Regions from separate parts of the Homo sapiens genome. Here all the other regions are linked to region 3. A link is a contact called in ENCODE Hi-C data. All regions are on one chromosome and are shown on one strand. Each heading gives the region's core, a stretch centred on a gene start or an enhancer-like site at or near the end of the contact. The rest is flanking DNA. Distances are from core to core; before and after follow the strand shown. Region 1 holds the start of NME3 (NME/NM23 nucleoside diphosphate kinase 3). Region 2 holds the start of AXIN1 (axin 1). Region 3 holds the start of LMF1 (lipase maturation factor 1).

The links. A loop is a pair of places that touch in the nucleus more often than their neighbours do. Pooled maps may share reads with other maps.
Region 1: a pooled map shows a loop between it and region 3 (7-fold over the local background). The contact joins the promoter of NME3 here to the promoter of LMF1 in region 3. A Hi-C loop is called at or near these places in 2 of 37 single-sample maps with no recorded cell type and 6 of 50 pooled maps.
Region 2: a pooled map shows a loop between it and region 3 (22-fold over the local background). The contact joins the promoter of AXIN1 here to the promoter of LMF1 in region 3. A Hi-C loop is called at or near these places in 9 of 50 pooled maps.

What each region holds. Positions count from the first base shown.
Region 1 is chr16:1,769,977-1,772,792 of GRCh38, reverse strand. It overlaps NME3 (NME/NM23 nucleoside diphosphate kinase 3), which reads left to right and starts at 1,250. Exons shown (of 5, transcript NM_002513.3): 1 at 1,250-1,304; 2 at 1,383-1,513; 3 at 1,622-1,723; 4 at 1,800-1,912; 5 at 2,027-2,473. The coding sequence starts at 1,259. The coding sequence ends at 2,144. MAPK8IP3 (mitogen-activated protein kinase 8 interacting protein 3) reads right to left here. Exons shown (of 32, transcript NM_001318852.2): 32 at 2,442-2,816. MRPS34 (mitochondrial ribosomal protein S34) reads left to right here. Exons shown (of 3, transcript NM_023936.2): 2 at 147-189; 3 at 280-898. The coding sequence ends at 572. RefSeq lists silencers at 1-44, 915-1,504, 1,815-2,014 and an enhancer at 525-614.
Region 2 is chr16:351,328-354,037 of GRCh38, reverse strand. It overlaps AXIN1 (axin 1), which reads left to right and starts at 1,315. Exons shown (of 11, transcript NM_003502.4): 1 at 1,315-1,669. RefSeq lists silencers at 647-906, 947-1,426, 1,527-1,606, 1,887-1,936, 1,957-2,026 and 1 more.
Region 3 is chr16:969,540-972,239 of GRCh38, reverse strand. LMF1 (lipase maturation factor 1) reads left to right here and starts at 1,256. Exons shown (of 11, transcript NM_022773.4): 1 at 1,256-1,452. The coding sequence starts at 1,260. RefSeq lists enhancers at 1-77, 2,060-2,700 and a silencer at 845-2,014.

The DNA of each region.
Region 1 (2,816 bases), core at 1-2,500, 800 kb before region 3:
GCACCCCGTCCGCACCCCGCCCCTGCAGCCGCCTGGTCTCCCCGCCTCCCCTCCTCCCTGCAGGTTTGCGTGGCTGAGGCTCCCACCTCCTGACCTCGGGGGCCGAGAGCTTTGCGAGCTGACCCCGCTTCCTTCTGGCTTTGCAGAACTTGGACCACGGGAAGGCCTGGGGCATCCTGACCTTCAAAGGTAAGGCTCGGGAGAGCGGGTGCCCGGCAGTTCGATGCCGACCGCCGACGGCACAGCAAGTGTGTGCAGACGCCTCTTTTTCTTCATCAGGGAAGACTGAGAGCGAGGCGCGGGAGATCGAACACGTCATGTACCATGACTGGCGGCTGGTGCCCAAGCACGAGGAGGAGGCCTTCACCGCGTTCACGCCGGCGCCGGAAGACAGCCTGGCCTCCGTGCCGTACCCGCCTCTCCTCCGGGCCATGATTATCGCAGAACGACAGAAAAATGGAGACACAAGCACCGAGGAGCCCATGCTGAATGTGCAGAGGATACGCATGGAACCCTGGGATTACCCTGCAAAACAGGAAGACAAAGGAAGGGCCAAGGGCACCCCCGTCTAGAATGCCAGAACCAGCGGGTGGCCTTAGGGGCTGTGAGGCAGTGGGGACCTTATTGATGAAAGAAACCGTCTTTGCGTTACACCCGAGTCTGCCTCTCGGAGCAGGGAGCTCACCTTCCGCGACGTGTTCTGAGGGTCTGCATCTTAGGGGGGAGGGCTGGGGCAAATCGCCACCTGTGCCTTTCCTCTGGCCCTGCTGCCCCCACACCCAACTCCGAGGGCCCACGCTGGGGAAAGCGGGAAGCGCTCGCTCCCTTTCCCCCATTAGTGCTCTCTCTGCCTGGATCCCGGCAGAAGCTATGAAAGGGAATAAAGAGAAAAGAAGTACCCAGGGTCGTGGTGTCTTTGCGCTCTGTCTTTAGGACCGGGGAGAGAAGGGCTGACGCTGTGGTCGTGGCCCTGGCCGGGGGGGCGCGGGGGGGGCGGGGTTCGGGCGGTGCGGAGCAGGGCGCCGCGTGGGTGGAACCACCTGGGCGGGTTGTGGGGGATACAGTTAGTGTCCGAGCTGCTGGAGGAGACTTGGCCTCCGCAGCTGCCCTCCGGCCCCCCACGGCTGCCGGGTTCCGGGGTGCAAGTGAAGCAGCCTCCCCGCGGAGGCCGCAGCGCCCCGACCAGGCCTCTTTAAGCGCAGGCCCCGCCCCGGGCGCCACCGCCCCGCCCCGCGGATCCCGCTCCCGCACCGCCATCATGATCTGCCTGGTGCTGACCATCTTCGCTAACCTCTTCCCCGCGGGTGAGCCGCGCGGCGCGGGCCGGGGGCGGGTGGCCGGTGCTGGGCCGGCCTGACGGCCCGTCCCCGCCTGCCCCGCAGCCTGCACCGGCGCACACGAACGCACCTTCCTGGCCGTGAAGCCGGACGGCGTGCAGCGGCGGCTGGTGGGCGAGATTGTGCGGCGCTTCGAGAGGAAGGGCTTCAAGTTGGTGGCGCTGAAGCTGGTGCAGGTGGGGGCGCGGTGAGCGAGCGGGGGCGCGGTGTGGGGGGAAGGGGAGCGGGGACCTGGGGACGCCTAGGTGCCGGGTGCGGGCGCAGGCGGCCTGACCCTTCCGCAGGCCTCCGAGGAGCTGCTGCGTGAGCACTACGCCGAGCTGCGTGAACGCCCGTTCTACGGCCGCCTTGTCAAGTATATGGCCTCCGGGCCGGTGGTGGCCATGGTGAGTATCCGGGAAGCGGGCGGGCGGCTCCGGGACCCCCACCCCCGCGTGATACCGCGCCCGTTCCTCCGCACAGGTATGGCAGGGGCTGGACGTGGTGCGCACCTCGCGGGCGCTCATCGGAGCCACGAACCCGGCCGACGCCCCGCCCGGCACCATCCGCGGGGATTTCTGCATCGAGGTTGGCAAGTAAGGCCCGCCCCGGGGACGGTCCCAGCCCCGTCCGGCCTCCCCCTGTTCAGCCTGCGTGGTACCCGTGCCGGAGGTCTCTTTCCCACGCTCACACGCGCCTCTTCCGCGCAGGAACCTGATTCACGGCAGCGACTCGGTGGAGAGTGCCCGCCGCGAGATCGCTCTCTGGTTCCGCGCAGACGAGCTCCTCTGCTGGGAGGACAGCGCTGGGCACTGGCTGTATGAGTAGCCCGGCAGATGCGCGTCACAGAGGCTCTCACACTCCAGCCTCCTCCAGGGCCCAGGTGGGCGGGCTTCTGGCCCCACCCCACAGCGCTTGGAGCATCCCTTTGGACGGGCTGCTGAACATCCACCTGTCTGGACGTTGCATGGAGGGTGGCGCAGGCCTCTCCAATCCCTGGCGTACAGGGTTTCCTGCCCGAGGAGCTGCTCCAGGAGCCTGCGCGGCTCGCCTGGAAACGTGCCAGGACACTGTCCTGGTGCCCAGCCCAACGTGGTCCAACGTTTTTTTATAATAAAGTCCTCGTTTTCGTTTCGATTTGGGCCCAGGAACAGGCAGCTACGACGTTAAGACATTTATTACATACAGAGCAGATATGTGGGTTTGCTTGCAGGGCCAAAGCCTGAGGAGAATCGTCACCCCTCCCCCAGCCGCCCCACTGCTCAGCCCGGAGTCACTTCGAGATCCTGGGGGAACAGACGAGGGAGCGGACATACATCACAGTGGAGGTGGCAGGGTGGTGGGGAGAAGCCGGCAGCGCAGCGGCTGCAGCCCTCGGTGGCCAGCGGGGCTTGTGGGGCAGCTCCCCAAGATCTGTGCTTCTCTGGTTGGGGGTGGGTGCGGGGGCTGGGCTGCCCTCATAAGGGCCTCCCAGACAGGAGTGCAGTGGGCCTGGAAGGT
Region 2 (2,710 bases), core at 66-2,565, 620 kb after region 3:
ACATCCTCCTCCTTGGGGAGGGCCTGATGGTTGGCTGAGGCCTGGGTGGAGAGCAGAGGGTTGGTTCTGACAGGGTTGGGCTGGCCAGAGCTGGTGCTGGGGCTGCTGCTGGGGGCCCGTGCCTCTCTGCCGTGGGGTGCCTGGGGCTGTGACCTCATGCTCTGTGGCCTGCAGGGCAAGTGACACGGATCTGGGCAGCCAGGGTGGCAGGATCGGACTGGACCCCTTGGCAGGGCCGCTGTGGAGACAGCCCAGGGGAAGGGGTGCAGGGGTCTGGACACTCCAATGGCCTTGCTCTCGGGCTGGCCTGGGCAGCGGAGGGAAGGAGAACCCTTCTCTGATACTAGATGGTGCCTGGGAGAAATCAAGGCAGAGGGTCCTAGCCGGTGGGCTCTTTGGAGGTTGTGGCTCCTGTCCGGGTGAGAGCCACCATATATTGGGGCCTAACGTGTTCCCTGGCGCTGTGAGTCCAGGCTGCCTTGGGACTCAGGAGGGTGGAGCCCACCCCACCTTCCAAGGGCCCTGGCCATCCCTGCCTGCCGACCACCCCACTCCTGGGAGCCTGCTTCCCTCACGGCGGCGGGCAGGCCGTGGCGGTCCCCACGAGGGCCTCCTCTCCAGGGCCGGCTGGGCAGGGAGCCCCGAGGCCTGCAGCCCCCTGACTGCCCTCCGATGTACTGGCGGCAGAAAAGGGCTGCGCCCCACGTGCGCCCTTCGGGGCGCGCAGTCCGCCCAGTGCTCCCCACGGCCGCGGCCATTCCAAGGACCTGCAACGCCGCCTCTCCCACTCCGCTCTCTGGGAAGCCAAAGCCTCCCGGGCTCCGCTTCCGCACCGCCCCTCGGGAAGACGGCGCGACCGCGCCCCCGGCACGCCCCGCCCCCGGCAGGCACTGACCACGCCCTCTCCCGGCCATGCAGAGACCCCGGCCCATGTTTCTCAACTCGTCTTCTCGCTTCCGGCCCCGCCCCGCGCCGGAGGCCCCGCCCCACGCTCTTTACCTCTTCTGCTCGAGGCGGGCCCCGCCTTACTCCCTGGTCCCCGCCCCACGCCCGAGGCCCCGCCCCGAGCTCTTCACCTCGTCTTCTCGCTTCCGGCCCCGCCCACGCCCCGGCCCCGCCCCGCGCTCCTCACCTGTCCCCTCGCTGTCGGCCCCGCCCCACGCTCCTCACTTTATCCTCGCGCTTTCAGCCCCGCCCCGCGCCTGAAGCCCCGCCCCACACCCTTTACCTCGTCCCCGCGCTGCCGGCCCCGCCCCGTGTTGAGGCCCCGCCCCGCGCTCTCACCTCGTCCCCGCGCCCCGGCCCCGCCCCCGCACTTCCGGACGCCGCCGGCGGGGGCGCTCGGGCCTGGGCTTCGGCGCTCTGGCTCGGGCTCTGGCTCGGGAGGCGATCGTGGCCGCTGCCGCCGCCAGAGCCGGCCGGAGTCGGCCCGGAGCCGCGTCCACGCGGAGCGGGCGGGTGGGAGCTGGCGGCTGGGCCCCTGCGGCGCCCCCGCGGCCTGCCCCGCGTCCGCCTCCGGGCCGCCGAGCCGCAGCCGCCGAGATGGGGGCCGCCCCGGGCCGCGCCCCCGCCGGGTCCCGCCCGCCGCGCTGCCGCTGAGCGCATGGGCCCGGACCGCGCCGCGCCGCTCCGGGAGCCGGGCCCGGGGTCCCGCCACCACCGCGCGCGGGTGAGTAGGGCCGGGCTCCGGGGCGGGCTAGGCCGCGGTAGGCCGGGCGGGCGGGACCCGGAAGCGGCGGGGGGCGCGGGTGGCTGACGCGCGTGGGACCGAGGGGGTGGGCGCGCGGGGAGCTGGGGCCGGGGTGTCCCTGGGCAGCGGGACTGGCGGCGCGGTGGCCGCTTGGAGGTCCGAGGCCTCGGGCGCGTCTCGGGGCACGGAGCAGCTGCAGGGGCCGCGCATCGCGTGCGGGGGCCCGGGAGAGCCGGGCCTGGAGCCCTCCCCGCCGCCCAGAAGTCGGCGGGAGTCCGGCTGTCCCGGAGGAGGACACTCCCGCCCGCCCTCGCCGAGGCCGCGTGCCGGGTCCGGGTCGGGGTTCGGCCTGAGTAGCCGCGTGCTCCGGCGTCCGTACCCTCCAGGTTGATGCCTTGCTGCCCAAACACTGGTCTTTCTCTTGGGTGTGGTTCTTAGATTCTACCCCCGCCCCGCACTTTGGAATTTAGCCCCCGTGAAACCAGAGCTGCACTGCCCGAGCAGTGAAACTTTCAGCTTGGCATTGAAGAAAGTAGAGAAAAACATGTCAGTTCTCTGGGGATTTTTCTCAGCCCATCTATAAGATATATATATATATATTTTTTGTAGAGATGGGGTGTCACTATATTGCCCAGCAGGTGTTGAATTCTTGGCCTCAAGCGATCCACCTGCCTCAGCCTTCCAAGGTGTTGGGACTACAGGGGTGACCACCGTCCTCTAAGATAATTTTTTTTTTTTGAGACGGAGTCTCGCACTGTAGCCCAGGCTGGAGTGCAGTGGCGCTATCTTGGCTCACTGCAACCTCCGCCTCCCGGGTTCAAGCAGTTTTCCTGCCTCAGCCGCCTGAGTAGCTGGGATAACAGGCATGCGCCACCACATCCGGCTAATTTTTGTATTTTTAGTAGAGACAGGGTTTCACCATGTTGACCAGGCTGGCCTGGAACTCCTGACCTCAGGTGATCTGCCCACTTTGGCCTACCAAAGTGTTGGGATTACAGGCGTGAGCCACCGCGCCTGGCC
Region 3 (2,700 bases), core at 7-2,506:
CTAAAAATGAATTAAACCATAAGATGTACACGTATGCTACGGCCCCAGCAACACAGGGAAGGTGGAGGCTGAGAGGAAGCTCGGGCCACTGCTGGTCAGGCCTGGATTTGGGGGCCCGATGTCCACAGTCAGTCCCTGCCCACACAAGGCTCACACTGCAGGTGGTGAAGATATAATTAAACAGGTAATTAAACAAGCAATAAAGACGGGTCATTTGACCAACCCAGTGGCGATAATTGATACGCCAAAACACTAGGAAAGCTAGAGAGGCAAAAGAGAAGAATACATGAAAACAAAAACAAAAAACCAGGACAAATATTTCCAATATACACAAAAGAACAGGATTTTTCATACGTAAAGAGTGCTGACAAATGAATAAGGAGAAATCTGCACTTCCACCTAAGTGCCCCACAGTTTATTCACTAACCCCTAGGTCTCCAATGCCTACTCTAGCCTCACGCCCTTTCTTTCCTCTAAGGAATGCCTGTGACCCCAGCCCTTCCTAGCACCCGCTTCACATCAGCCTCCAGAACCCCGCTCCAGTCATCAGAGTGTAGAGTGCTGGCGTCCTCCTTCATGTTCTGTTTGGGGCATTGGGCAGTTAGCCCTTCCCTCCTGAGTCCTGAGTCCCCCTCTTCCCCCACAGCTTGAAGTCCAGTCCCAAGGGCAGGCAGGAGCTGGGTTGTGCAAAGGCGGAAGGGTGCTCAGGCTGGGAGAAAGGGGAGGGTCCCCCGAGCATTCCAGGCACAGCCCTGCCTACTCTGTCCCTTGCTGGCTGCGACGATCGCCCTAGCACCCTCCTCCGCAGAGAGTGAGTGTCAGCTGTGAGGCAGGGGCACGCAGTGGTAGCACCGCCAGGGCCTGTGCAGCCCACCTTCCCCAGGACCACAGCTGGGAAGGCGCCTGGCTGGGGGAGGGCACCTGGCCTCTGCAACTCGGACTGACGGAAGGCACGCGTGCCTGCCCCAGTGAGCTCGGGTCGGGCGACGCGCACCACCTCCCAGGTACCCGGCCCCGCGCCCTACCCGCAGCAGCGCCCAGCGAGAACTGCGAAGGAGGCAGGCTCCGGGCACCCGCTCCCGCGCGTGGGCGGGGCCGGCTGGAGGGGGCGGTGCCTCCGGGACTGTGAGCGGGGCCTCCCGGGGTGTGGGTGGGGCCTTCGGCCGTGGGCAGGGCCGGCCAGGGAGAGGCGGGGCCTCCGAGAATGGGCGGGGCCTCCGAGAATGGGCGGGGCCTCCGGGAGTGCGCCCTCCCCGCACATGCGCCCTGACAGCCCAACAATGGCGGCGCCCGCGGAGTCGCTGAGGAGGCGGAAGACTGGGTACTCGGATCCGGAGCCTGAGTCGCCGCCCGCGCCGGGGCGTGGCCCCGCAGGCTCTCCGGCCCATCTCCACACGGGCACCTTCTGGCTGACCCGGATCGTGCTCCTGAAGGCCCTAGCCTTCGTGTACTGTGAGTGCCGGGCGGGCCCGGGACATCCGCCAGTGTCACCTCCGCGCACCACGACCCCCGCCCTCCCTCGAGACTCCTCCGCGCGGTCTCGCGGCCGCGGCGCCCCCACGCAGCCCTCCTTCCTGCTGGGGCCCGGGCAAGGCGGGGCGGGCAGGGCAGGACAAGGCTTGCTGGCGACAGCGCACCCGGCCCTACCCCTGTCGCCGCCTCGAGCCTCCGGCCTGGGCTCCTGGGCTCCCGGTTCCACCCGCAGCCCCGAAGTTGCACGGCCGCGCCTGCCAGGACCGGCTCGGGGCTATGCGAGGCGGGGCCGGCCCGGGCCCTGGCCCAGGAGTTCCCAGGAGAGCTGGGCAGGTGGAGGGTCACCCGTCCGTGCGCAGGTCGGGGGTCTGCGTCCTGGCTGCGGGGCGGGGGGCGGCCTGGAGAGGCGAGGCGCTCCTGCTGTCCCCGACACAGCGCTGTGCTGACGGTGAAGGTTCCCACTGTAACTGGACGCCCGCACGCCACATCCCTGCCGCGTGCGGCCCCTGCCAAAATCCGAGGAGCCGGCCCGGGAGCCTCCTTCGCGTCTCCCAGGGGCTGAGGGAAGGTGACTGGCTGGTGGCCAGACTGGAGTTTCTCCTTTAGTGTTCTCGACTAGCTCAGTCTGCGTTCGGGAAGATTCCCAGCGGAGGTCTGGGGGCAGCTCCGGAACCTCATCTGCAAGTGAAGCCTGCGCCTCACTGTGGGATGTGGTTGGCCGGGTCCACTGGCGGAGACCCTTCACCCCACAGCTGTGCGGGGCCCGCGTGCGCAGCCTACAGAGCAGAGCTCTGAGAAAAGTCAGTTCACGCTCAAAACCTCTGGATCCCCTGGCCAGGGGCAGCTGGCGATTCCAACTCCCTCTCTCCCCAGTCCCTACAACCCAGAACTGGTTTGGAAGAGAACGGTTCTGTGATCACGGTGACATGTGATCACACGGATACATGTTTCATAAGCCCAACGTGTCAGGAGCTACGAACCTCAAGTGAGGCTCTCAAATGAGTATGGAAGTGAGGGGAGCCTGCCAGGCCGAGATGCAGCCAGCGGGGCGCGTGGGCAGTCACCGTCCCAGAGGGCTCCGGAGCTGCTGGCCCCGGGCGTTGCCCACGCGTTGGTTGTAGGCCGTGGGCATTGGACGTCTCCCTTTCCTTCCATCGTCTGCTTCCCTCACGTGTGGAAGGAAAGGGTCAGGTTGCAGAAGTTCTTCTTTGCACAGCCTTTGTGCCA